2 separate regions of the Homo sapiens genome follow, and region 1 is linked to region 2. Evidence: chromatin loops called from intact Hi-C (ENCODE). Cell type or tissue: heart left ventricle. All regions are shown on one strand. Each heading gives the region's core, and the rest is flanking DNA. Links, peaks and the distances in the headings are about the cores only. Region 1 has its middle 6.7 kb from the start of TMEM158. Region 2 overlaps LARS2 (leucyl-tRNA synthetase 2, mitochondrial).

Region 1 (2,910 bases), core at 115-2,614, 270 kb before region 2:
CTAGATCCTTACACAGTGTGGATCATGATTTAAGTCCAGAGTGGCTACCATAGAAGGCAGCCCTATAGGTAGGCTGGAAATCACAAATGTTACCCCCGGGATAGAAAAGTGCATTGGTAACAGTGGTGGCTCAGAGGGGCCTGGAGTGCCATCGCAAGGGGACTCTGGGGGCTCTGTCAGGTTCTAAACAAGTTTCTCCAACCTGCAGCCACTTGACCTCTAGATTGGGGTTGGGGTATTTGGGGGGTTGGAGAGATAGGGCCAGCAGCCTTCTGTCCCATGCCCACTGACCCTCAGGAAGTCTGATAGGACTGCCAGTAGCCCAGCAAGGACTCTAATCACAGAACAAAAGGGGTCCTGGTGGGGCACCTGGAAGGTAGGTTATTTTCTAGAGTGCCAAAAAAGCTTGCTGGGAGGCATGTTGTCTCCATAGTCAAAATGAGGCCTTGGCATGTTATCAAGATGCCAATCATTTTGATTTTTATCACTGATCCTGTGAAAGCACACAAAAGAATGCATCTTTGGCAGCACTCTAGTGCTTTGAGAGACAGTCCTGGGAATGCTCAGGCAATAAGAACGCCAGGAAAATACTAAGGGTGAGACGAGGAGAAAGGCCTTTAATTGTCCTGAGTGAACAGCCATGCCACCTGTCCTCAGACGACCACAGGAAATCCCCACCCTCCTCAAAATAACCTTGGGCCTTGTCCCATCCCGGGGTGTGGCAGAAAGCATCCAGTGTCAGCACAGGCTTGGAGGATGCCTAGGCTTGGAGGGGATGGTGCACTGGCTGGATCGATTGGGCTGAGGGTTATGTGATCTTGATAGCTGGAAGTGAGGGGCAGAAAAGAAGGCAGCCTCTTAGAAAGACCAGAAACAGAAGATTGCGGCGAAAGCATGGGGGCCTGCTGTCTGCAGAGACCTTGGCTGTAAAGAAAACAGCAGGAGCTGACCGAGGACAGTGTTGCTGTGTGGGGAATGGACAAAAAATTTGTAAATTTAAGTTACTCACCAGACACGGTGACTCATGCCTGTAATCCCAGCACTTTGGGAGGCCAAGGTGGGCGGATCCCTTGAGGTCAGAGTTTGAGACCAGCCTGCCCAACATAGGGAAAACTGTCTCTACTAAAAATATAAAATTAGTCGAGTGTGGTGGCAGGTGCCTGTAGTTCCAGCTATTTGGGAGGCTGAGGCAGGAGAATGGCTTGAATCTGGGAGGCAGAGTTTGCAGTGAGCTAAGATGGTGCCACTGCACTCCAGCCTGGGCAATAGAGTGAGATGCTGTCTCAAAAAAAAAAAAAAAAAAATTAAGTTACTTAGAGCTAATGGGAGATGGTAAGACCAGACGGGTGAGCGTCTTGAAAATGTCTGAGAGCTGGAGGCAAGTAGGAAACTTGTACTTGGGGTAAGAACCAGAGAAAATACCAAGAACAAGAATCCCCGCAGAATGGAGCCTTGGTGAGGAGAATCCAGCGGACCTTAGGCGTCTCCTCATGTGTGGAGGCTGCACAAAGCAGTTTTGCCCTAAAACCAAAGACCCAGCAAGGAAGACCCAAGAAGGGAAGGTGATGTCTGGTAAGTGCCTGCCCACAGTGGACGCAGTAAGCAGCCGTGTTCCAGTTTAAGGTTTGTTCCCCAGCAGTCCCACACATGGTGAAGGGGTTCGGCACTCCCAGCCCAGAATGAGCCCTGTATTGCACTGGGAGAGATGTCCCAGAAGAGGCGCAGCAGAGCCGGGAAGGGCGAAGGCACTGTCTATAGAGCCAGTCTGCCCTGGGGTGGGGAGTTGAAGGGGCGGGGGCTGAACAGAAGGTCTACCAGCAAGAGACCAGAGGGTAGTCAGGAATAGGCCCCACTGAGCACCCATGACAAGGTGCACACAAGGGCCGCCAGCCCCAGTGAGCTGGGTGAATTTGGGCAGTTAGCCTCTGTTATCCCCTCCTTTTCCTAGTGGCTTCTCCGGCCAGAGGAAAAGGCTTAGCTGTGAAATGAATGCCATTTACATTGCTCTTAACTCTCCCAATCCTTTTAGCTCAAAACCTCTTAATCTAGCTGGGAAATGGAGGATATTGGCCCCCAGAAAAAGGAGAGAATAGGAGAGTGAAGACCCACCTCTTCATGCCCCTGATGTTAATGAATCTGGAGGAGGGGCTAGGCCAGGAGAGCCGAGATGCTTGTTCTGACACACTCTCCTTGCTCCCCATTTTGTTTCTAACTATTCTCCTATCCCTCAAGATTCCTAGACCGTGGGGATCCAGAGTGCAAATCTTCCAGATTAAGTTCTTTAGGGATATCCCCTCCTCTATTTTTGGAAAGCTACCAAGCTGATACCGCCATTGTCTGTCAAATGCCCCAGGAGCAGCAGGTAGCTTCCAGCATGGCCAGGTGGCATGGGTGTCAGAGGAGGAGAGTCTAGAGCCAGCACTTCTAGAATGATCCTTTGTCTACTCACCAAACCAAGTCCTGTAATTCTTCTGGGTGGCCACAGATCACACAGGTATGGCAGTGCTGAAAGTCGTGGTTATCATTAATGTTGCTCACTGATGCCAGTTTTCCTCTCCCTTTGGCCACCGGGAAATGTGAACTCCTTGGCTCCCTTGTGATGGGTGGGGCCACATGACAATTCTCATCAATGAGCAGAAAGGACGTGACTTCCTGCCTGGAGCATACTGAATTGCCAGTGTGAGACCCTCCAGGATTTGCTTCCTCCTACCTAGATGATGGCGGCCACCTTGTTGAGCCAGAGTCCCCATAATCTGGGTCCCTGAAGGATTCCAAAGGGCAGAACTCCTGCCACCTTTGGACAGCATGAGCAAGGAAAAAACCTTTTTTTTTTTTTAGACAGAGTCTTGCTCTGTTGCCCAGGCTGGAATGCAGTGGTATGATCTCGGCTCACTGCAACCTCACAGGGGT
Region 2 (2,910 bases), core at 91-2,590:
ATTTAGAACTGTAAATTGGATGTCCTTGGCAGCCTTACTCATTCGTGAGCATTCTAAACTATCGTCATGTAACAGGAAGTCTGAGAATGAACAAAGAGAAGGGAACCTAAAGACAGCTCTGTCCAAAATCTGCCTCCTTTAGGACAGACCTGTGCATTTTTCATTCCAACATTCCTACTGTAGATTCCAGCCAGTCCCCAGAGTCCCGAAACCTTGCAGAGAAAGTTATTTCCACACTATTTCCTAGCACACAGAAATAGCATTTCTTCTTAAATTCACATTTTTCCCCTCATAACGCTCAGATCAGTGTTTCATGAAGTTGTTTGAAGAAACGTCAAAGCAGAAAATCGATGTTACTCTCTTCTAACCATTTAAACCTAGAAAATGTGTTGTTTAAAGAAATAATTCCTTCTGTTACTTTTATGCATTTTACAATTAGTAAAATTTATTAATATAACCAGCCGGGATAAACATAAAGGCAGTTTTTATTGATGTGGCTTTTGGGGGAGTTTTTTGTTTGTTTGTTTGTTTGATATTTTGAATCATTACTGACACAATATTGAGAGTTTTGAAGGAAAAAAATCGGATTTTTTTAGGTGCATATGGAAAACTGTTTCTCCTGTTGTCTTGATTTCCCATAGTTTCTTAATTAACTTTTTCCAAATTTTTGCTTTTTGCCCTCCAAGAAGAACAAGAGCAGAAATAAACAGGAGATAAAGTGGTGTTTTTGCCTCCCACCTGCACTGTTAGAAATAGTTCACATTCAACTGAGCACAACATGACTACCACCATGGCCTGAGGCATTCTTTATACGGCCAAATACATTCTGTGGTTACAGTGTCTCCTTTTAAACATTACTCCTGGTTCTTCCAAATTCTATTTTAGAATGTAGTAAATGACTATTTTCCTTTCTTGACTATGAACACCTTTTGGTAGTATATTTATTGCTTGCCATTTGTCCTCAACCTTCAACTCCACTCAACATTTATTCAACGCATTAGATGCATTTTGTCTATAATCTCAGCTAGAACACTACAAAACTTTCCATCATGTCACAGAGCTTTTCATCATGTTTGGGACCTTTAGAACATGTCTCCCAAACATTCAACCACTGTTTTAGGGCATTGTTCCGAGATCTGACTTAAGCACCTTGTGTAATACCCTTAGCTTTATATCTCTCAGTTTTCACACAATGTGTTGTATCCATGAGTATGTCAGCAGCTTTTACAGATGACCCTATAGCAGGGGTTCTCAACCAGGGGAGATTTTGCCACCAAGAGACATTTGGCAATTTTGGAAACATTTTTGTTTGTCACAACTCAGGGAGTGCTATTGGTACAGTTCAACATCCTGCAATGCAAAAGACAGCCCCCGCAACAAAGTCCACAATGTCAGTAGTACCAAGGTTGAGAAATCCTGCCCTTACAAAACCAAAGAGCTGGGGGGAAAAGAAAAAAAAACCCATTCTTATGAATACCCGAAGCCAAAACAGCAGGCCTTGGCCCCCCTGGGTGAGTGATTTATTAATGCTCAACTTCTCCTCAAGGACATATGTGAGTTAAAGAATAAATGTCTACTTAGAATGTACTATTGCCTTTGGGAACAAAACATAGTTACCAGTTTTTGACTTCCTGACTGAGTGGATTTTTCTAGGACTGCTAGGAAATGCTGGAGGAGTCAGCCCCGCTTCTTGAGAGAACCCCACTGCCCTCTGCCACTGAGGGAATTCAAGAAAGAGGCTTCCACAAATGCTTATAATTTTTAGTGGCAAAAAAAAGCACTCAAAAATGTATATATTAGGATTGTAACTATTAAAAAAAAATAGGCTGGACACAGTGGCTCACACCTGTAATCCCAGCACTTTGGGAGGGTGAGGTGGGCGATCACTTGAGGTCAGGAGTTTGAGACCAGTCTGGTCAACATGGCGAAACCCCTTTTCTACTAAAAATACAAAAATTAGCCAGGCATGGTAGCGCACGCCTGTTATCCCAGCTACTCAGGAGGCTGAGATATGAGAATCACTTGAACCCGGGAGGCTGAAGTTGCAGTGAGCCGAGATCGTGCCACTGCACTCTAACCTGGGCAACAGAGCAAGACTCTGTCTCAAAACAAAAACAAAAACAAAAACTAAGCAGAGGAAAAAGACTTAAAGGAAGTAATACCAATATGGTAAACTAGTTGTGTTTTGGCAGTGGGTTTCTCCAAGACCGTGTTCCATTTTCCCAACTAATGTGATGTGGTTTTAAAACTTCTATAACTAAAAGAGATAGTCTCCTTTAAGAAGCTAAACCTGGGTGTCAGTACTGTCAGTTGTTTTGTGATTTGGGCACTTGTGAAGGAAATGTTTTCTTTTCTTCTCCTCTGAATAGGAATTCCCAGTACTAGCTCAGAGGACACCATCTTAGCCCAAACCCTGGGCCTGGCCTACTCTGAAGTCATTGAAACTTTGCCAGATGGCACAGAGAGACTGAGCAGCTCTGCTGAGGTTGGTGACTAAGAACTTACTTCCAGAATGATCACCTTGATACGACTTTGATAGACATTTTCCTTCAGGTGCAAATTACAACCTGTTCCTTCACTCGTCCCCATACCTAACAGCCTTGTGGCCTCATATCTATCAGAACAAAATAATATTCTTCAAGATCTAGAAGTTTGCCAATTGTAAATCAAATTCAGTCCTTGAATAGAATGGTATCGAAGTAACTAATTTTGTGTTGGTAATCTCTGCTTGAGAAAAATTATCTTTTCTAAGGAATCTCTGGTTCCTTGGGAGAGGTGACTGAAATTGTTTCTTTTTCCTAGAGGAGATATCTGTTCTCTCCAGATTACTGACATTATTTCTGCCTAAAGTGTAACTCACTTATAGAAATGAACAGGGAAGTTCAGAGTCATGTTTATTTGGTCAGGGTT

The links. Hi-C counts contacts between places; a loop is a spot of excess contacts. Peaks named below come from ENCODE experiments on the same cell type or tissue, not always from the same donor. Only the 100,000 strongest peaks of a DNase experiment are listed, where the experiment ranks them.
Region 1: it touches region 2 in a loop (4-fold over the local background); 68 of 110 quality-filtered maps call a loop at or near these places.

What each region holds. Positions count from the first base shown.
Region 1 is chr3:45,218,180-45,221,089 of GRCh38, forward strand. No RefSeq gene overlaps it. Among named protein-coding and RNA genes, the nearest start is that of TMEM158, 6.7 kb to the right of the region's middle. In heart left ventricle, for the core only: no CTCF peak of the experiment used is centred there; a DNase peak (open chromatin) is centred at 1,596; H3K27me3 peaks cover 1,636 bases.
Region 2 is chr3:45,486,328-45,489,237 of GRCh38, forward strand. LARS2 (leucyl-tRNA synthetase 2, mitochondrial) reads left to right here. Exons shown (of 22, transcript NM_015340.4): 12 at 2,370-2,485. All of the region lies in intron 3 of LARS2-AS1 (LARS2 antisense RNA 1), which reads right to left. Among named protein-coding and RNA genes, the nearest start is that of LARS2-AS1, 22 kb to the right of the region's middle. In heart left ventricle, for the core only: no CTCF peak of the experiment used is centred there; no DNase peak of the experiment used is centred there.